Regions from separate parts of the Homo sapiens genome. Here region 1 is linked to region 2. Evidence: chromatin loops called from intact Hi-C (ENCODE). Cell type or tissue: CD14-positive monocyte. All regions are shown on one strand. Links, peaks and the distances in the headings refer to the core of each region. The heading gives the core; the rest is flanking DNA. Region 1 overlaps LOC105372606 (a long non-coding RNA gene). Region 2 has its middle 7.8 kb from the start of GHRH.

Region 1 (10,111 bases), core at 961-8,960, 67 kb after region 2:
GGAGAAACATCCACTGGGAGGAGTGCAGATGGGATCTACGAAGCTTTGACCTGGGCTTGGGGGTCAGGGGAGGGACCAAAGAATGGAACAGGAGTTAGCAGGGGATTAGAGACAGGAAGGACATCCCAGCAGAGGGCAAGCAGGAGCAGGGCCCACTGGGGAGACAGCGGCAGGGAAGAGGGGTGGTGGAGGTTCAGCCGTTCAGCCTTGCAGGCAGATGAGGTAGGACTGGAGAGGCTGGCGGGGCCCTGGTGGCCTCTTAAGTGTGAGCTTTGGCCTAAGGCCCCTGGAGAGCCACTGAAGGATCAGAGCTGTGATTTGGAAAGAAGAACACAAGGACTGTTTTTTAACATTATTTTATTTTTTTGAGTTGGAGTCTTGCTCTGTCACCCAGGCTGGAGTGCAGTGGCACGATCTCGGCTCACTGCAGCCTCCGCCTCCTGGGTTCAAGCGATTCTCCTGCCTCAGCCTCCTGAGTAGCTGGGATTACAGGTGCACACCACCACGCCTGGCTCATTTTCTTGTATTTTTGGTAGAGACGGGGTTTCGCCATGTTGGCCATGCTGGTCTCGAACTCCTGACCTCAAGTGATTGACCCACCTCAGCCTCCCACAGTGCTGGGATTACAGGCTTGACCACTGAGCTTGGCCACAAGGACTGTTATAGGATGAATTAGGGAGGGGCACAGCTGGGATCTGGATGAGCCAGGCCCCACCTGAGTACCAGGGAGGGGATGAAAGGAGGGGATAGTTGGAGTGGAGGAGGGAGGCCAGGGATGCCAGGTTTCTGGTGGAAGTTCTTTTTTGTTTTTTTTTTAGATAGGGTCTCCCTCTGTTGTCCAGGCTGGAGTGCAGTAGTCATGGCTCACTGCAGCCTCAACCTCGCTTGCTCAAACAACCCTCCCACCTCGGCCTCCCAGGGTGCTGGGATTACAGGTGTGAGCCACCTCACCCGTTCTCTGGCTGAAGTTCTTGAAAGGGTGGGATCCCAGAGGAGGGCCAGTTTCAGGGAACAGAAGATATGTTCTGCCTGGGATGAGTGGAGTCTCTGGGATACTGTGTCGGGGTAGGAGGACGTTCTATGGAAAGGTCTGGATGATGACTGGACAGATGGGTCCAGAGTTCTGGAGGGAGGCCAGGGCTGGGGAGGGAGATCTGGCATGCAGCTGGGTAGGTAGTCCCTTCTCGATCCTACAGCGGTGACCTCCAGAGCGCTCCATGTATTGGCTTTTCTCCTTCCCTGCCTTTCCCTTCCTGCTTCTTTGCTCCAGCTTCCTGGGGTCACTTCTCAAAAGAGTAGTCTCGGGCTCTGCTTCAGGAGAACCTGAACTAAGATAGAGTGAAGCTGAAGCCACCAGACAGTGGGCTGGCTCCTCTTGGGCTAACACTGGCTGTGTCCTCAGCCCAGGCCCAGTGCAAAGGAGCCTCCCTTCCTCATTACCCGCTTCTGCCCTACCCCGGGAACGTGTGTGGACGTAGAAAGGGTGAGTCAAGGCCAAGGGGAAGGGGAAGGGGAAGGGGACATCCCAGAACGTCACGAAGAAGAACTGGGCACTTCCTCCTGGGGGTAGCACTCTTTCTCATCAATGGTGCCACGACAGGTGCAAAATGCACAACGGATGTCACAGAGCATCCCCAGCAGGTGCCCCCAGAGGGACCAGCCCAGAGCGGGTGCGGAAAGGCCAAGTGCATGACCAGCCGCCTTGAGGACTTTGGCCCCCAGGAACCTTGGGCTGTGGACTAGGCCTTGTACTTGGGCTTCCCGACTAGTTGGGAAGCAAAGATCCGTGTGCTTAGAGGGCGCTAGATGGCACTTTAAAAATAACTCATAGGCCGGGTGCAGTGGCTCACGCCTGTAATCCTAGCACTTTGGGAGGCCAAAGCAGGAGGATCACTTGAGCCCAGGAGTTCAAGACCAGCCTGGGCAACATAGGGAGGCCCTCGTCTTTACAAAAAAAGTTTTTTTTTTTTTTTTTTTTTTTTTTTTATAATTAGCCGGGCATGGTGGTGGTCGCCTGTGGTCCCAGCTACTTGGGAGGCTGAAGTGGCAGGATCACTTGAGCCCAGTTCAAGATCAGTGTGGGCAAGATGGTGAGACCCTATCTCTTAAAAAAAAAAAGAAAAAGAAAAGAAAAGAAAGTAGGAAGGAAGGAAAGAAAGGAAAGAAAGGAGGAAGAAAGGAAGAAAAGAAAGAAAGAGAAGGAAAGAAAGAAAGAAAGAGAAAGGAAAGAAAGAAAGAAAGAGAGAGAGAAAGAAAGAAAGGAAGGCAAGCCAGGTGTCATGGCGCTCATCTCTAGTCCCAGCTACTCTGGAGGCTGAGGTGGGAGGATTCCTCGAGCCCAGGAGTTTGAGGCTGCAGTGAGTTGTGATGATGCCACTGCACTCCAGCCTGGGTGACAGAATGAGACCTCCTGTGTCTAAAAAACACATAAATACATAAAACTAACTTAAGCTATTTTCTATTGCCTGAGCAACATTAGCTCACTGTAGAAAACTTAAAAAATGCCCAGGCGCAGTGGCTCACACCTGTAATCCCAGCACTTTGGGAGGCCGAGGCGGGTGGATCACCTGAGGTCAGGAGTTCGAGACCAACCTGACCAACATGGCAAAACCCCATCTCTATTAAAAATACAAAAATTAGCCAGGTGTGGTGGCGCATGTCTGTAATCCCAGCTAGCTGGGAGGCTGAGGCAGGAGAATGGCTTGAACCTGGGAGGCAGAGGTTGCAGTGAGCCGAGATAGCGCCACTGCATTCCAGCCTGGGTGACAAAAGCAAAACTGTCTCAAAAAAAAAAAAAAAAAAAGAGAGAGAGAAGAAAACGTAAAAAATAAAGACAAGCATAAAAGAAAAAATTATTAAGCTCATCGGTGATCCCCCACCCCCAGGGCAACTGCTAGTATCATGGAAGTGTTTATTCCATTTTTCCTGTGCCCACTTTTTTAAAAGACAGAAATAGTTACATCATTAATGCTATAATATTTTAATTTACTAATATGACATGAACTCTTTCCATGTCAAAACATATGAATCTTTAGCTGGGCGTGGTGGTGTGCGCCTGTAGTCCCCGCTATTCAGAGGCTGAGGTGGGAGGATCTCTTGAGCCCCGGAGGTTGAGGCTGCAGCGAGTCGTGATTGTGCCATTGCACTCCAGCCTAGGCAACAGAACAAGACCTTTTCTCAAAAGAACTAAAAAAGAAAATAAAAGTTATGTGGATCTACATTATTAATTTTAAGGCCGTCATAATTATCTACTTTATTAATGGACTTGTCCGGCTGCACCAGAAATGATAATAATATGCATTCACTGGGTATCTAGCATGTGTGTCATTACACAGCCATATGAGGTGTGTACAAGTATCCCCGTTTTACCAATGAGAGAAGTGAGAGTCGGGGGTTAATGACCTCCAAGGCCACACAGCTACCGAGGCAGGATTCAAACCCAGGTCTGCTCTTAACCGTGATGTTCAGCCACCCGGCAGGTCCCTCCCACTGACCCCTATATTTGTTTCTGCAAAAAAATTCTGATGAGTCAGAGCCCCGTGTGTGCATTTTACCAGTTCCACTTGGAGGGAAACTTTATTTGCAGGGCATTACATTGGGGCAGGAAGGGTTGGGGGAGCAGACATCACCATCCCTCCAGCCTGCCCCCTGGACATCGCACTGCTTCCCTTAGCAGCTATGGAAACCACTCCGACCAGAGAGGGGAAGGGACTTGCCCAAGGCCACACTGTTCAGAGGCTGCACAGGACTGCAGTCCTGGCTTCCGATTTCCCACTGGGGTGTGGATGAAGCATGCGGGACACACGAGACATAGGGATTAGAGGCTCCAGGTCCAAAGGGCAGGGACGGTGCCAGTCTTGGTCACTCACTGCTCACTTGTCTGTCCCCAGCTCCAGCACAGGAGCTGACATGCAGGCCTGAATGGATAAAGACGATAAGGAAGGCAAGACTGGGAGGGATCTCTGTGGAAGACTTCCAGGAGGGGCCGGGGTTGGGCCAAAGGGGAGTGGGGCTTGGACCAGCAGAGAGGAGATGGTGGTACTGCGTGGGCAGGTGTGTGGAGGAGGGAGGAAACCTGGCCTGCTGAGGAGAGAAATGGGTCTGGGAGCAGGCCAGCCAGCCAGAGGGGATGAGTCTGGGCGTGGCCAGAGCAGACCAAGGAGGCTCCAGGCTCCGCCTCTGGGGCAGCCCCACTCCCCCACCAGCCCCCCGTCCCCCAGCCCCACCACAGAGCCCTGCCTGGGTAATTCCTGAACAGGAACAGAAGGAGGAAGCTGTACAAGTGACACTCAGCTGGTGAGTGGGAGGCAGGGTTTGGTTTCCTTTCCAGATGAGCCCTGGGTTTGTTCAGCCCTGGTGCGTGCCCCCACCCCTGCCCCTCCCCTGCTGTCTGTGGCCTTGGCTCAGGCACTGGTGAATCTCAGAGGCCAGGCAGGCCAGAAAGGAGCCATCCAGGCCAGGAAATGGGGAGGTCCTGTTGCGTGGGAATCCCCTGGGAGGGTGGCTTGACGTGTCCCCTTCTCTCTCGGACCAGACTGTGAGAACTGAAAGCTGGGACCGCAGCTTTCACATCCTTCCGGTGTGGCAAAGTCCTTTCCATCCTTCAGGACCCAATCTATTTTATTTTTTTACTTTGGAGATGGGATCTTGCTTTGCTGCCCAGGCTGCAGTGTAGTGGCACAATCATGGCTCACTGCAGCCTCAAACTCCTGGGCTCAAGTGATCCTCCTGCCTCAACCTCCTGAGTAGCTGGAGTACAGGCACACCTACCATGCCTGGCTAATTTTTAATCATTTTTGTAGATACGGGGCCTCGCTGTGTTGCCCAGGCTGGTCTCAAACTCCTGGGCTCAAGTGATCCTCCTGCCTCACCCTCCCAAAATGTTGGGATTACAGGCGTGAGCCATTGCACCCAGCAGAGACTCAATCTAAATGTCCCTCGTTTGGTAAACTCTCCGAGAATCCCCTATCAAGGCAAACTGACAAATGCTCCCCACCCCCGAACTCCTGTAGCACTCAGAACACACTTAAAAATAAAAAGAATCACTGTTTATTGGGTGTCCACAATGCACAGGGTCTCACATTTCACCTCCTTGTTGTACCTCTCAGCATCACTGACAGTTGGCACCATCCTTAGTTCCATTTTACTGAGCAGCTCAGTGGGGCACAGGGAGGTTGCAGGGTTGCAGGCAGTGGGGCTGGGTCTCCTGGATACCAAAGTGTGTCGCTCTCTGGCCCTCCTGCTCATAGTGTTTCAGGGTCTGTTTCCTCTTCTGGCTTGGAGCCTTCAAAGGGCAGAGTCTGTGTCCCTGGAGACCTGGCCTTGGGGAGGTGTTGACCCATGGACAAATCTTTGAACCTCCCCACCAGCCTTCACCATGATGAGGACCTAGGCTGGTGCCTTGTATACAGTAGGCTGTTACTGAATTCTTGTGACATTGAGAAAGCTTGATCTTAGTCCAGGCTCTGTCATAAACTTGCAGTTTGAGTTTGGGCAAGTCACTTCTATTCTCTGGTCCTAAGTTTCCCTGGGTTTAGAAGGAAATGTTTACAGACAAGTGTCTTAACTTCCTCCCTGTCCGAAAATTCAGTCCTTTGCTCTAGAACATGGCACATACCCCACACTCAATTTCCCTTATTATTATTGTTATATTAAGTTTTTTTTTTCTCAAGTGGGCTTGCTAGGGAATCCCTGATTATTAATATCCATGATAGTATAGTATGTTACAATTAACGAACCAATATTGATACATTATTATTAACTAAAGTCCATATTTGCTATGGAGTTCCTTAGTTTTTCCCTAATGCCTAATGTCCCCTTTTTTTTTTTTTTTTTTTTTTGAGACAGTGTCTCGATCTGTCACCTAGGCTGGAGTGCAGTGGCATGATCTCGGCTCACTGCAACCTCCACCTCCTGGGTTCCAGCTATTTTCCTGCCTTAGCCTCCTGGGTAGCTGGGATTACAGGCATGCACCGCCAAGCCTGGCTAATTTTTGTATTTTTAGCAGAGATGGGGTTTCACCGTATTGGCCAGGCTGTTCTCGAACTCCTGATTTCAGGTGTTCCACCTGCTTTGGCCTCCCAAAGTGCTGGGATTCCAGGCATGAGCCACTGCGCCTGGCACCTATGTCCTTTTTCTGTCCCAGGATCATGTCTCCTCTTGGCTTTGATAGTTTCTCGGACTTTTCTTTTTTTGATGACCCTGACAGTTTTGAGGAATACTAGTTAGGTGTTCTGTTTTTTGTTTTTCGTGTTTTTTTTTTTTGTTGTTGTTGTTTGTTTGTTTTTTGAGATGGAGTCTTGCTCTGTTGCCAGGCCAGAGTACAGTGGCGTAATCTCAGCTCATTGCAACCTCCACCTCCCGGGTTCAAGCAATTCTCCTGCCTCAGCCTCTCGAGTAGCTGGGACTACAGGCATGTGCCACCACGCCCAGCTAATTTTTGTATTTTTAGTAGAGACGGCGTTTCACCATATTGGCTAGGATGGTCTCGATCGCTTGACCTTGTGATCCGCCCGCCTTGGTCTCCCAAAGTGCTGGGATTACAGGCATGAGCCACCTTGCCTGGCCTTTTATTTTTTATTTTTTGGATAGTGTCTAAGTCTGTCACCCAGGCTTGAGTACCGTGACACAATCATAGCTCACTGCAGCCTCCACCTCCCAGGCTCAAGCGATTCTCCCACCTCAGCCTCCTGAGTAGCTGGGACTACAGGCATGTGCCCCCATGCCCAGCTAATTTTATTAAAAAATTTGTTTTTTGGTAGAGATAGGGTCACACCATGTCACCCAGGTTGGTCTTGAACTCCTGGCCTCAAGTGATCCTCCTGCCTTGGCCTCCCAAAGTGCTGGGATTATAGATGTGAGCCACAGTGCCTGGCCTAGTCTGGTGTTCTGTAGAATGCCCCACTATTAGAATCTGTCTGAGGCTTTTCTCATGGCTAGACTGGGGTTCCGGGTTCTGAGGAGAAAGACCACAGAGGTAAAATGCCATTCTAATCACATCATATCAAGGGCAAATGTTATCAGCAGGCCCGATCACTGCTGATGTTGTCCTGATCACCTGGCTGAGATAGCGTTTGTAAGGTTCCTGCACTGCAAAGGCACCGCCCCCACCCCTCTTTCCACCCTGAACTCTTTAGAAGGGAGCCACCAAGCACAGCCCACATCTAGGGACTGGGGAGTAATGTTCCTCTCCTTGAGGGTGGAGTATAGTGTGAATATTTTTTCTTCTATCTACTTTTCAAAGTACTCCCACAAAACATTGCTACATTGCATCTTCCCAATGCTTAGGAAATGTGGAGGATGGAGGCATTCCATTGAGGTGGAGGCCAGTGCTCAGAGGGGCAGCAGTGGTTCCCTGCCCGGCCCCTGTGGATCTGGCCTTTTGCTCTTGGATGTGAAATATGCGAGCTTTGAGGTTCACAGACCCGGGTAGCACAGAACCGCAGCACCTGAGTTCCAGATTCAGGAAGGCTTAATTTTTTTTTTTTTTTTTTTTTTTGAGAGGGAGTCTTGCTCTGTTGCCCAGGCTGGAGTGCAGTGGTGCAATCTCAGCTCACTGCAACCTCTGCCTCCCGGGTTCAGGAAATTCTCCTGCCTCAGGCTCCCGAGTAGCTGGGATTACAGGCACCTGCCACCACACCCAGCTAGTTTTTGTATTTTTAGTAGAGATGGGGTTTCACTATGTTGGCCAGGCTGGTCTCGATCTCCTGATCTCAGATGATCCACCTGCCTCGGCCTCCCAAAGTGCTGGGATTACAGGCGTGAGCCACCGCACCCAGCCAGGAAGGCTTGAATTTTGTTTGGGTTTGAATTCAAGGTCCCGCCCTTCCTCACCACGTCATGTCACCTCACTGAGCCTCAGTTTCCTCATCTGTATGGTGGGATAACAATAGCTAGCTCCTACCTTGTTGCGTTGTGAAGAATGAACTAGATGCTACATCCAGAGTCCCTGGAAGCGATTCCCTGCTCAGGAAACTCCTTGCACCAGGACTGTGAGCCATGGTGATTATTTTTACAATGATTCTTTCAGCCCTCCTGTCGTGACCGTCTCCTCTCTGTGCGGCAGGTTTCTCACCCCCTGTGGACTGTGGGGTCACAGCTCTAGCTGCAGATTTCCGGCTGCCCTCTGCCCTCCCATCAGGCCAGGCAGATCAAGGGCCCAGCCTCCTTTCATCTTTTCTCACAAACATTCTGGGATGTGGCGGAAGGAGGCCTGGGCTGGGGTGGGATGGTGGCTCTGCCTGCCAGCAACTCTCTGTGTGACCTTGGGAGAATGCTTGTCCTTCTCTGGGCCTCTTCTGCAGCCTGAGGGGAGTGAGGTGTTGAGCGTACTTGGCCGTCATGCGAGCCCAGTGGGGCCAGGCGTCTCCCCCATTTTCACATGGGCAGGTCTTTTCTGCCTTTGACGTCTGTGTTTTGTCTCCAGATTCTGGGCTGGGTAGAGACACACTTGAGCCTGAGGTTCCCCATCTGTGAACCGGCCACACAGCCCAGAAGGTCCGGCTGTGAGGGTTTGAATGTGTGGGGCTGTGCTCAGTGGTTAATGCCGTTTGAAGGTCACCACTCAGGCGCCACCTGCTCAGGTGCTGCTGTCACCATCTCTTCCCTGACGGGGGCACATTTGTTATGATTAATGAATCAATACAATATTGATACATTATTATTATTTAAAAAAATTTCAGAGGCAGCGTCTCACTCTGTTAGCCAGGCTGGAGTGCAGTGGTACCATCACGGCTCACTGCAGCCTTGACCTCCTGGGCTCAAGCGATCCTCCTGCCTCAGCCTCCCAAGTAGCTGGGATACAGGTGCACACCACGCCTAGCTAATTTTTTGTTGTTGTTTTTTGTGGAGACAGGGGTCTCACTGTATACCCAGGCTAATCTTGAACTCCTAGACTCAAGTGATCCTCCCACTTCAGCCTCGATGCTGGGATTACAAGGCATGAGCCATTGCACCTGGTCTGATACATTATTATAATTGAAGTCCATGCTTTAGTCAGACTTCCTAAGTCTTTCCCTAATGTCTTTTTTCTGCCCCAGGATCATGTCTCCTCTTTGCTCTGATAGTTTTTCAGATTTTTCTTTTCTGCCTTTGACACCCATGTTTTGGACGCCCCTCCCGGTGCTGGCCGCTGGGGGAGAACAAGCTCATCTGCTCCTGGCTCCTGACTCCCATGGGGTTGGGGATGCTTCTCTAGTGTCTTGGGTTTCCCACCTTCGGCCAGTTTGGCCTCACTTCCTGGAACACGGATATATGCCCATGCACACACTCCTGTGTGAGCCAGGCCTTCTGCATCAGCTGGGTCCCCGCTGCTCCTCAGCACAGAGGCCTCCTGACTGCCCCCTCCCTGTCCCCTAATGTGACCGCCACTCCATGTCTCCCCAGGCCCTGCTCTGCTCACCACCCTCCGTGGCTCCCACCACCTCCAGGACAGAAGCCACGCCTGGCACTCAGGGATCCTCAGGTTCCCCTACCACCCTTCCCACCTCACTTCCCCGACTCCAGCCCAACCGCCATGCTGTGCTTCGCAAACACCACCTGCTTCTGCATGGAGTTGCAGACGCAGCGGCGTTCCCCATCTCTGTCTTTGCTCACACTGTCCCTCTACCTGCACACCTGTCCTGTCCTGTTTGTTATTATAATTATCTTGTTTTTTGAGACAGGGTCTTGCTCTGTCACCCAGGCTAGAGTGCAGTGGTACGATCATGGCTCACTGCAGCCTCGATCTCCTGGGTTCAAGTTATCTTCCCAGCTCAGCCTTCCCAGTACCTGGGACCACAGGTGCACACCACCACATCTGGCTAATTTTTAGTTTTTTTTTTTTTTTTTTGTAGAGACAGGGCCTCACTATATTGCCCAGACTGGTCTCAAACTCCTGGACTCAAGTGATCCTCCTGCTTCAGCCTCCCAAAGTGTTGGGATTATAGGCGTGACCCACCATGCCCTGCCTCCCTGTCCCATTTTCACCTGGCAACCATCTCCCCAGGCTTCTAAACTCTCCATAGACAACTCTCTCCTCAACACACATGCTGGGTTGGGGGCCCCACTCTGGGCCCTGCAGCCCCTGTACTTGCCCATCCCTGACTCCTCTAAGTTAGAGACCAAAGACCAG
Region 2 (10,111 bases), core at 1,400-9,399:
AAAATAAAAATAAAAATAAATGGGTTGATAGCTTTAAATTAATTATTATTATTATTATTTTATTTACTTAATTTTTTGGAGACAGGGTCTCGCTCAGGCTAGAGTGTAGTGGTGAGATCTCAGCTCACTGCAGCCTTGACCTCCTAGGCTCAAGCAGTCCCCAACCTCAGCCTCCTGAGTAGCTGGGACTGCAGTTGCACGCCACCATGCCCAGCTAATTTTGTTTATTTTTAGTAGAGATGAGATCTCACTATGTTGTCCTGGCCAGAACTCAAATATTATTTAAAAAAAAAAAGTGCAGGTCACAGCAGCAGGGAGCAGACGAAGCAGTTGGGAGCCCCAGGGCTATGGGCTCTCGCACAGTCAGGAAGTGTGGGGTAACTCCTGGAAATGCAAAGTGGGGACCATGCAGAGCTGGGCACCCAGAGTGGACGCTGGTCCAGGGCACAGATGCAGGTTACATGGAGTTGGCCGGAGAAGCCATGGGGCTCAGAATCCAGCCTCGGTTGAAACTCTGTGCCAGGCATTGTGCTACAGACTTCACGCCCTATCTCAGTTTTCTTATTTGTAAAATGGGAGTGATAGAGCTCAACTTATGAGGCTCTTGGGTGAGAATTATTGTGACATTGCATAAAGGGCAGACCTGGCATAGGGCAGAGCTCACAATTTAGCTTTGATAATTGCTGTTCTTGTCATTGCGGTAAATGAGGAAACAGGCATGAAAGGTTACGTGCTCAGCCACAGCCACAGAGCTAGTCAGTAGCTGGAAGAGCTATGACTCAAACATGTTTTCTGACTTCCTTACAGCCCCAGCTACTCAGGAGGCTGAGGCAGGAGGATCACTTGAGCCCAGGAGTTAGAGGCTGCAGTGAGCTATGTTCGTGCTTCCGTACTCCAGCCTGGGCAATGGAGTGACACCTTGTCTCTATTGAAAAAAAAAGGAAAAAAAAGTTTTCTGATTTCCAATTTGTTTGCCCCACACTAAGGCCCTTCCTGGGCCTACCAGTTCTAATTTTTTTTTTTTTTTTTTTAAAAAGAACTTCAACAGTTTGGCCGGGCGTGGTGGCTTACACCTGTAATCTCAGCACTTTGGGAGGCCGAGGCAGGCGGATTGCCTGAGGTCAGGAGTTCGAGACCAATCTGGCCAACATGGTGAGACCCTGTCTCTACTAAAAATACAAAAAAATTAGGCGGGCGTGGTGGCATGCGCCTGTAATCCCAGCTACTCGGGAGGCTGAGGCAGGGGAATTGCTTGAACCAGGGAGGTGGAGGTTGCAGGGAGCCAAGATCGCGCCACTGTGCTCCATCTTGGGCGACAGAGGGAGACTCCATCTAAAAAACAAATAAACAAACAAAAAAGAGTTAACATATCATAAAGCTCACTGGTTTTAAGTCTATGGCTCCATGAGCTTTCATACATTTATACGGTGGTGCCACCATTGCCACAATCCTGTTTTGGAATGCTTCTGTCCCTCCAAAAATTCCCTCTAGCCCATTTGCTCTCAGTCTCCACTCTTGCCCCCTGCCCTAGGCAACCCCTAATCTGCTGTCTTACAGTTTTTCCTTTGCTAGGAAATTCCTATAAATGGAATCTTTTATATGATGAGTAAATCATAATAAATCAAATAAAATACGCACTTTTTGGTGTCAGGCTTCTTTCACTCAGCATAATGTTTGACCTTCATCCATGTTGATCCAGGTATTAATAGTTTGTTCCTTTTTATTCCATTGTATGGATGTATGACTGTTTGTTTACCCATTCACCTTGATGGACATTTGGGTTGATTCCAGTTTGGGGCTAGTATGAATTATGCTGCTACGAACTTTTTTTTTTTTTGAGACAGGGTCTTGCTGTCACATAGGCTGGAGTGCAGTGGCACAATCTCAGCTCGCTGCAGCTTTGACTTCCTGTGCTCAAGTGATCCTCCCACCTCAGCCTCCTGAGTAGCTGGGACCACAGGCGTGATCCGCTGCGCCCAGCTAATTAAAAAAAATTTTTTTGTAGCAATGGGGTCTCTCTATATTGCCCAGGGTCTCTCTCTATCAAACTCTTGGGTTCAAGTGATCCTCCCACCTCGGCCTCCCAAAGTGTTGAGATTACAGGTGTGAGTCACCCTGCCTGAACTGCTATGAATATTTCAGTAGGAGACCTTGTGTGAACATGTTTTCATTAATCTTGGGTGGGTACCTAGGAGGGGAATCACTGGGTCATATAATGAGGGTTTAGCTTTTTAAGAAACTGCCAGTCTTTTCCACAATGGCTGTACCATTGACTTTCCCCCCAGCAGCGATGGGGGTCTGCCCCCGAATTTCTTAAATGAGCATTTATTTCCTCATCCCACAAACCCCTCTTAAGCAACTAATTAGGCCCACGTAGAGCTTGCTGGATTAGCTGTCCATCTCCGAGGGGCTTAGTCCCTTTTCTGCAGTTAGGGGAGTGGGGTGGCTCTCTCCCCTCTGCATAGCATCTTCTGGGTGCTATGAGGAACGCAGAGTGTTTGGACACAGTGCTTGTCTTCAAAGAGCTACAGGAGGAAGCTGAGTCATTACCCTGGGCAGGTAGATCCAGAGAGGGACACAGTATCAGTATAAATGCAGAGAGGGACACAGTATCAGTATAAATGTTCCAAGAATCGAGAGAAGGGAGAAGTCATGTAAACCCAGGAGTTCATCGTCAGACAGGAGTAGGGAGAAGCTTAAAATGGGAGCAAATGGATTTGGATTTGAAACCAACTCTGCCATTTGCCCCATGTGAGATTCTAGGCAAGGTCAATCCCTTAATCTCTCTGAGCCTCAGTTACTACATCTGTACAATGGAGGTGATAAGAACTACCACTCCAGGTTGTTGTGAGAACCAGAAATATGCTTGGCCGGATGCGGTGGCTCACACCTGTAATCCCAACACTTGGAGGCAGAGGCAGGCAGGTTGCTTGAGCCCAGGAGTTCGAGACCAGCTTGGGCAACACAGTGAGACCCCCGTCTCCACAAAAAGAAAGAAAGAAAAAGAAATATGCATGTTGGTGTCTGATATGTAAGTGTCTTGGCAAATGGTAGCAGTTATTGTAGTTTTTCAGAGCTGAGCTCTGAAAAAACGGGCTGCTTGGTGGCAGCCTGGTGGCGGGGAGGGCTGGGAGCCATCTTGGTGACAGGCTTTATTTGCAGTAAATTCTCAAACCCACTGAGAAAGAGCATAGTGGGGCGGGGGGTGGGGGAGGATGGGGAGCCAGAAAGAACCCGGAGAATGAAAACCCAGCCCCTTCCACCGATTCCCACCGCCGCCTTGTCCTTGTCCTCTGAGTGATGATGAGAACGCCTCGGTGGCCGCCCAGCTCACTTTCCCAGGACGTGTTTTAACCCAGCGTTAATTAGTGATTGTGGCTGCATCTAGGGCTGGGGGCTTGAGCTGAAGAAAGAAAGTACCCCAGAGAAAGGCAGACTTTAAAAGGCCCCAAAAGGCTGGGGCAGTGAGGCTCTGTGGAGAGGGAGACAAGCCGTGCATTTGTGTTGCAAATTTCCAGTGTGTGCAAGCCAGCCATTCAATGAGGGCGATGCTACTGGCAGCCGGCATGGGGGTGGGGAGGGAAAGGAAGTCCACAAAGGGGGCCTGTCTGAGGACCTCAGACCCTGCTTTGTAAAAGCTGCTTTCATCCCCCTCCCTGGTTGATGGCAGTGTTCCCAGTCCAAGGCCACTGTGCAAGGATCCAGAGGCCTGGACCCCAGACTCCCAGATTCTCTTGACCCTCCCCACTTGCCCTTCTAGGCCTGTTTTTGTGGCATCAGCAGCAGCAGGTGTCTGAGTGCTCCAGGGTACTGTGTCAGAGGAGACCAGGTTTAAGTGGTGTGGGCTTGCTAGGTGGCTTCAGGCAAAGTCACTTAACCTCCCTGAGTGTCAGTTTCCTCTTCTGTAAAATGGAGATGATGTGGTCCTTTCCCCTGCTTCACAGGGTCCTACCCAAACAGAAGGGCCTGTGATTGGATGGCAGCTCAGAGCTTCATTTCTTTCTCAAAAAGTCTGCATCTGGGAAAGTCATTAGAAGAGCTCTTTTAATGAAGAGATGAGGTTGATTGTACTTAGCAAATCAATGAAGCAACTCTGGGTTCCTTGGAAATGTTACTCCCACGAGTATTTTAATTTTTTTTTTCTTTTGAGATGGAGTTTAGCTCTTGTTGCCCAGGCTGGAGTGCAATGGCATGATCTCAGCTCACAGCAACCTCCACCTCCCGAGTTCAAGCGATTCTCCTGCCTCAGCCTCCCCAGTAGCTGGGATTGCAGGCGTGCACCACCATGCCAGACTAATTTTGTGTTTTTAGTAGAGATGGGATTTCACCATGTTGGCCAGGCTGGTCTCGAACTCCCAACCTCAGGTGATCCACCCACCTCAGCCTCCCAAAGTGCTGGGATTACAGGCGTGAGCCACCGCACCCGGCACTAATTTTTTTTTTTTTTAAGACAGTCTCGTTCTGTCACCCAGGCTGGAGTGCAGTGGCGCGATCTCTGCCCACTGTAACCTCCGCCTTCCAGGTTCAAGCAATTATCCTGCCTCAGCCTCCCAAGTAGCTGAGACTATGGGCACAAGCCACCATGCCCAGCTAATTTTTGTATTTTTAGTAGAGACAGGGTTTCACCATGTTGGCCAGGCTGGTCTTGAACTCCTGACCTCAAGTGATTTGCCTGCCTCGGCCTCCCAAAGCGCTGGGATTACAGGCGTGAGCCACTGCACCTGGCCCATGAGTATTTTAAACATTCACCTTGCTTGGAATCTTTGGGCCTGCCACAAGTCAATTAGGCACACTAACCAGGTTGTTTTTTGAGTTGGTAGACTTGGTGCAGGTGCCACGCCTGCTGCATAGGAGGCTGTCCCCAGCTGATCCTCGGGTAACCTTTCCCTGGTGAAGATATGACCATACTTCAAAAGCCCCCTTGGAGGCCATCTCTTCAAGAAGCATCCTCCCTCCCTGGCCTTGCCTGTGGTTGAGTGATTTTATAATTTTATATGCAGAAAATTGTCTCCTTTCCTGAGACCCTTGGGATGCCTGGGACCAAATCTTTGAGCCCTCTAAAGCTTTCTAATCAAAGTGTGGTCCATAGACCAGCAGTATTGACAGCACCTGGGGGCTTGTTAGGAATGCAGAATGTCAGGCTCCACTCTGGACCAATTGAATCAAAGGCTAAAATCTGTGAGGATTCTAAAGGCATTAGGCACCCTGGTGTCTAAATGCCCGGGATTCTGATCAGGTAGGAGGGCCATGGCCTCAGACAGCCGGGAGATGTCGCTGTTCCCCAGTCATTGGAGTTGTCAGGTTTTGCTACCAAATGCCAGAGGCCCCGCCTGTGGGGCTTTGTTCGCTGTGAAATCCCAGGACTACGAAAGGGTCAGGTCAAGTTTGTCATGCCACCTTTTCATCGGCCACTCAACCTGCGCCTCCTCCCATCTTTCCCTGACCGTTGCTGCCCTGGGTTCTCAGCTATGTTTCCAGATAGGGAAGACTGTGTGATCCCCAAGCCCAGCCCTGCCCCAAGCCCAGCCCTGCCCCAGGATCTCAGGAGAAAGCCCACAGGAGAAAGGGCATCTGGCCAGGCGCAATGGCTCATGCCTATAATACCAGCACTTTGGGAGGTTGAGGTGGGTGGATCACTTGAGGCCAGGAGTTCAAGACCGACCTCGGCGACATGGTGAAACCCCATCTCTACGAAAAATACAAAAATTAGCTGAGCTTGGTGGCATGCGCCTGTAATCCCAGCTACGTGGGAGGCTAAAGCAGAAGAATCACTTGAACTTGGGAGGCGGAGTTTGCAGTAAGCCGAGATCATGCCACTGCACTCCAGTTAGGACAACAGAGCAAGACTCTGTCTCAAAAAAAAAAAAAAAAGGAAGTGCATCCTACAGAGTCTCCCTCAGCCTGGCTCATCAGGCAAGAAGAGCTCAGACCAGCAAGGAGGGGGTGTCTACAGGGAGGACCGCCCTCGCTTGGAATCTCTGAGTTGGGGGATCTTAGTGACAACAGGACCTGCAGACACAGTGAGAAGAATTCCCATGATTTGAGTGTCCACAGGCAAAAGTCAAGGCCTGCTTGGGACTTCAGCTTCCAGTTTCTACTTCCCATGTCAGAGCCAGGTTATCTCACGGTCTTACTTCCCCTCTGTGGTTACAGTGCAGTTAAAGGAACCCTAATAGCCTCGACTGCAGCAAACTCAGGTTTGAGTCAGGGCCAAACGGCCCTCACTCCAGACTAGAAGCAGAGTCATTGGGGTTTCCCTCTAGGGTCTGGAGCTCCCACTCTCTGGGCCTTTCCCACCCTGCCTGGTTTAGTCCCTGAACACCCAGGCCACAGAGCAGAAGGAAGAGCAGCCTCCACACCCAGGCCCCCAGCTCCTGACTCCCCAGTGGCTGGGCCCTGTTGAAGCTGGAACCTCTTCTAAGGCCCAGAACCTGGAATCCATGGCTGAGTGAGACCTGGCTCCCTGCCTAGCTCCTGTCCCCCTGGGGTCAGCCCCAGTCACCACCACCCAATGACTCACGGAGTCTAGCTGTCCTGGATTTCCGCAGTCTAGCAGTAACATCTACATGCCAGTCACGTAACATACGTGATCTCATCTCATTCAACAACCTTGAGCCTTAGGAACACATAGTGCTCTCATTTCATGGTGGAAGAAGCTGAGTCTTGGAGATATTGGGTAACTCGTCCAATCTCATACAGACGGTACATGGAGAGGCCGGGGTTAGGAGTGGGGCTTGCCTGCCTCCAGACAAGCTCGCCTGCCCCGGAACAGTGCTATCCCTGACCCTGCCTCAGCAGCCCAGGGCTAATTTCTGCCAGCTTGATTTCCCATGGATTGGTATCAGCAGGGTCCATGTGGGTCCTGCGAGGTGGAGTGATAAAGGTGACAAGTGAGGACACTGCAATGGAAGATGGCACTGCACTTTACATTTGCACTTGTCATGGTGATAGTGACATTTCTGATTAACATCAGAACTTTGGTCTGCTGATTTCACCCGTGAACTTGGAGCCAGAAGTCCCAGGATCCATCTGATCTCTGACCCAATTGCCACGTCCTTCAGGTGAGAGATGGTCCCAGGCATGCACAAACATTCCAGGATATTAATTGATGATGAAAAGTCATCATTAATTTATTGGCATATTTTGTCTTTTATTCCTGCCTCCTTCCATCCTTTGATAATTTATCCATCAGATATCGATGTAATAATACCCATCAGGTGCTAAGTGCTGTGTTTGGTGTCCAGGAGCCAAGGAAGTGTAAAGCACAATTCAAATGAACTGATATTTATCAAGTGCCGCTATGTGCCATTCACCGAGTTGGGGGCTCCAGGCATTCTGTGGACTTGCTTTGGTGCAATTTTCATCCTAGCTAGACAAGTGGGCAAACAGATAATTACACAGTGTGATATACACAGTCTATAATCGAGGTGCATACAAGGAGCTGTGGGAGCAGAGTGGGTGTGGCCTTCACCCTGCTAAGGAGCAGGAAAGGCTTTGCCTAGGATGTAACTTTTTTTTGGGAGGGGGGCACAAGCTCTCACTCTGTCGCACAGACTGGAGTGCAGTGGCACGATCTTGGCTCACTGCAAGCTCCGCCTCCCGGGCTCAAGCGATTCTCCTGCCTCAGCCTCCGGAGTAGTGGATTACAGGTGCGCGTCACTACCGCCCGGCTAATTTTTGTATTTTTAGCAGAGATGGGGTTTCACCATGTTGGCCAGGCTGGTCTTGAATGCCTGACCTCAAATAATCCACCCCCCTCAGCCTCCCAAAGTGTTGGGATTACAGGTGTGAGCCACCTCGTCTGGCTCCTTTTTTTTGGAAACAAGGTCTCACTCTGTCACCCAGGCTGGAGTGCAGTGGCATGATCTGGGCTCACTGCAACCTCTGCCTCCTGGGCTTGGGTGATTCCCCCACCTCAGCCTCCTGAGTAGCTGGGGCTACAGGCACGTGCCACCATGCCAGGCTACTTTTGTATTTTTTGCAGAAACGGGGTTCCTCCATGTTGCCCAGGCTGGTCTAGAACCTGTGGGGTCAAGCAATCCACCTGCCTCAGCCACCCAAAGTGCCGGGATTATAGACGTGAGTCACTGTGCCCGGCCAGGATGTGACTTTTAAGCTGGATCTTGAAGAAAGAGGAAAAATTAATCCAGCCTGAGCAAAGGCTTGGAGGCCTGGTTAGTGAACAACAAATTATTTGGTGTGGCTGGAGTGAGGGTCCTCACATCTTTCTGGGCTTCGGACCTGGACCCCAGATTCAGTTGTCCAGGGTAGGGCCCAGGGTTCTGAATTTTTAACTAGGGCCTCAAGTGATTCTGGTACAGGTGCGAGGTCCCACAGACTGGGAAACTCGGGCCTGTGGCTTCAGCGGCAAGAAATGTGGATGAATCTGGAACAATGCATTAGGGCCAAGCTGTGCAGGGTGTTAAATGCCATGCTAAGGAATTTGGACCTGTCTTGTTCTCAATGGAGAGAGTCCATTGGAGGCTTTCAAGCCCTGGAGTGGTGGTTTTGGAAGGAAAATGTTGCCAGCAGCCTGGTGGGAGGAACAGAGACCCGAGAGGCTAGAGAGAAGAAGCCCAGTGAGGAAGCTTTCACAGCTGTCCAGGCCAGCCATCCTGGAGGCCTGAGCTGGGGGTTTGGGGGGGCGGTGGGCAAGGAGCATGGGAGTGGGGGCGCTGGATTTGAGAGGGCTCTGAAAAATGGGGCGCAGGCCTGCAGTAGATGGATGAGGAAGGTGAAGGAGAGGTTGTTGAGAATGGGCTGGGGGGCCTCAAGGGCTGATCAGGATGCACCAGGGCAGTGGGTTGAGGGGAGGAACAATAGAGCCAATTTGCATGAGTTGAGTTTTTCACTCATGTGACCTCCAGGAGGATGTGGGTAACAGGTATTGGATCTTGTCCGAAGCTTGGAGAAGGTGGTTGAAGTTGAGGGGAGAGCTTTTTTTTTTTTTTTTTTTTTTTTTTTTTTGAGAGGGAGTTTTGCTCTTGTTGCCCAGGCTGAAGTGCAATGGTGCAATCTTGGCTCACCGCAACCTCTGCCTCCTGGGATCAAGCGATTCTCCTGCCTCAGCCTCCCAAGTAGCTGGGATTACAGGCATGCGCCACCATACCTGGCTAATTTTGTATTTTTAGTAGAGACAGGGTTTCTCCATGTTGGTCAGACTGGTCTCAAACTCCCAACCTCAGGTGATCTGCCAGCCTCGGCCTCCCAGAATGCTGGGATTACAGGCATAAGCCACCACGTCTGGCTGAGACTTTGAAGAGCAAAGAGGTATTAGAAGACTGTAGACTGCTTACGAATCTTCAGGGCACGTGGAGGCAGAATTAGAAAAAGAGGCCAGGTGTGCTGGGCCACACCTGTAAGCCCAGCACTTTGGGTGGCCAAGGTGGGATTGCTTGAGGCCAGGAGTTTGAGACCAACCTGGGCAACAAAGCAAGACACCCACTCCCCATGTCAAAAGCAGAAGCGAAGAGAAGGGGAGGGGAGGGGAGAGGAGGGGAGGGGAGGGGAGGGAAAGGAGAAGGAAAGAGGCAAGAAGAACACACTAGAAAAGTAGCTGTTTGGTTGTTTTTTAATTTATTATCTCCACTTTGCAGATGGGGAAACTGGGACTCAGACAATTAAATAACTTGTCCATGGCCACTATGCTTAGCAGGGTAAGGCTGGAGTTTTGAACCTAAGTCTCTTTGGCTCCAGTGCCCATACTCTCTTGGCTGAGTCTCCCAAAGGCAAATCCTGTCCCCAGACACAAAATAAACAGATTCAAAGATTGGGGGTGAATGGGTGGAGGTGAGGAAGATGCAGCAAAAAGAACTTGCAGGAGGCCAGGCGCGGTGGCTCACGCCTGCAATCCCAGCACTTTGGGAGGCTGAGACAGGTGGATCTCCTGAGGTCAGGAGTTTGAGACCAGCCTGGCCAAAGTAGTGAAACCCCATCTCTACTAAAAATACAAAAATTACCCGGGTGTGGTGGCAGGCACCTATAATCCCAGGTACTCGGGAGGCTGAGGCCGGAGAATCACCTGAATCCGGGAGGCAGGTTGCAGTGAGCTGAGATCATGTCATTGCACTCCAGCCTGGGGGACAGAGCGATACTCCATCTAAAAAAACAA

What was found. A loop is a pair of places that touch in the nucleus more often than their neighbours do. Peaks named below come from ENCODE experiments on the same cell type or tissue, not always from the same donor. Only the 100,000 strongest peaks of a DNase experiment are listed, where the experiment ranks them.
Region 1: a loop joins it to region 2, with 4 times the contacts of the local background. A loop is called at or near these places in 17 of 110 quality-filtered maps.

What each region holds. Positions count from the first base shown.
Region 1 is chr20:37,332,407-37,342,517 of GRCh38, forward strand. It overlaps LOC105372606 (a long non-coding RNA gene), which reads right to left. Exons shown (of 2, transcript XR_936699.2): 2 at 5,034-5,527. Among named protein-coding and RNA genes, the nearest start is that of SRC, 8.7 kb to the right of the region's middle. RefSeq lists enhancers at 3,914-4,413, 7,730-8,262. In CD14-positive monocyte, for the core only: no CTCF peak of the experiment used is centred there; DNase peaks (open chromatin) are centred at 1,495, 3,575, 4,395 and 5,373; H3K4me3 peaks cover 1,798 bases; H3K27ac peaks cover 3,968 bases.
Region 2 is chr20:37,264,589-37,274,699 of GRCh38, forward strand. No RefSeq gene overlaps it. Among named protein-coding and RNA genes, the nearest start is that of GHRH, 7.8 kb to the left of the region's middle. RefSeq lists silencers at 558-677, 818-867 and enhancers at 3,289-3,835, 3,836-4,383, 5,897-5,966. In CD14-positive monocyte, for the core only: CTCF peaks have their summits at 5,245 (motif pointing right) and 5,446; DNase peaks (open chromatin) are centred at 5,323, 5,823, 6,193 and 6,553; H3K27ac peaks cover 4,661 bases.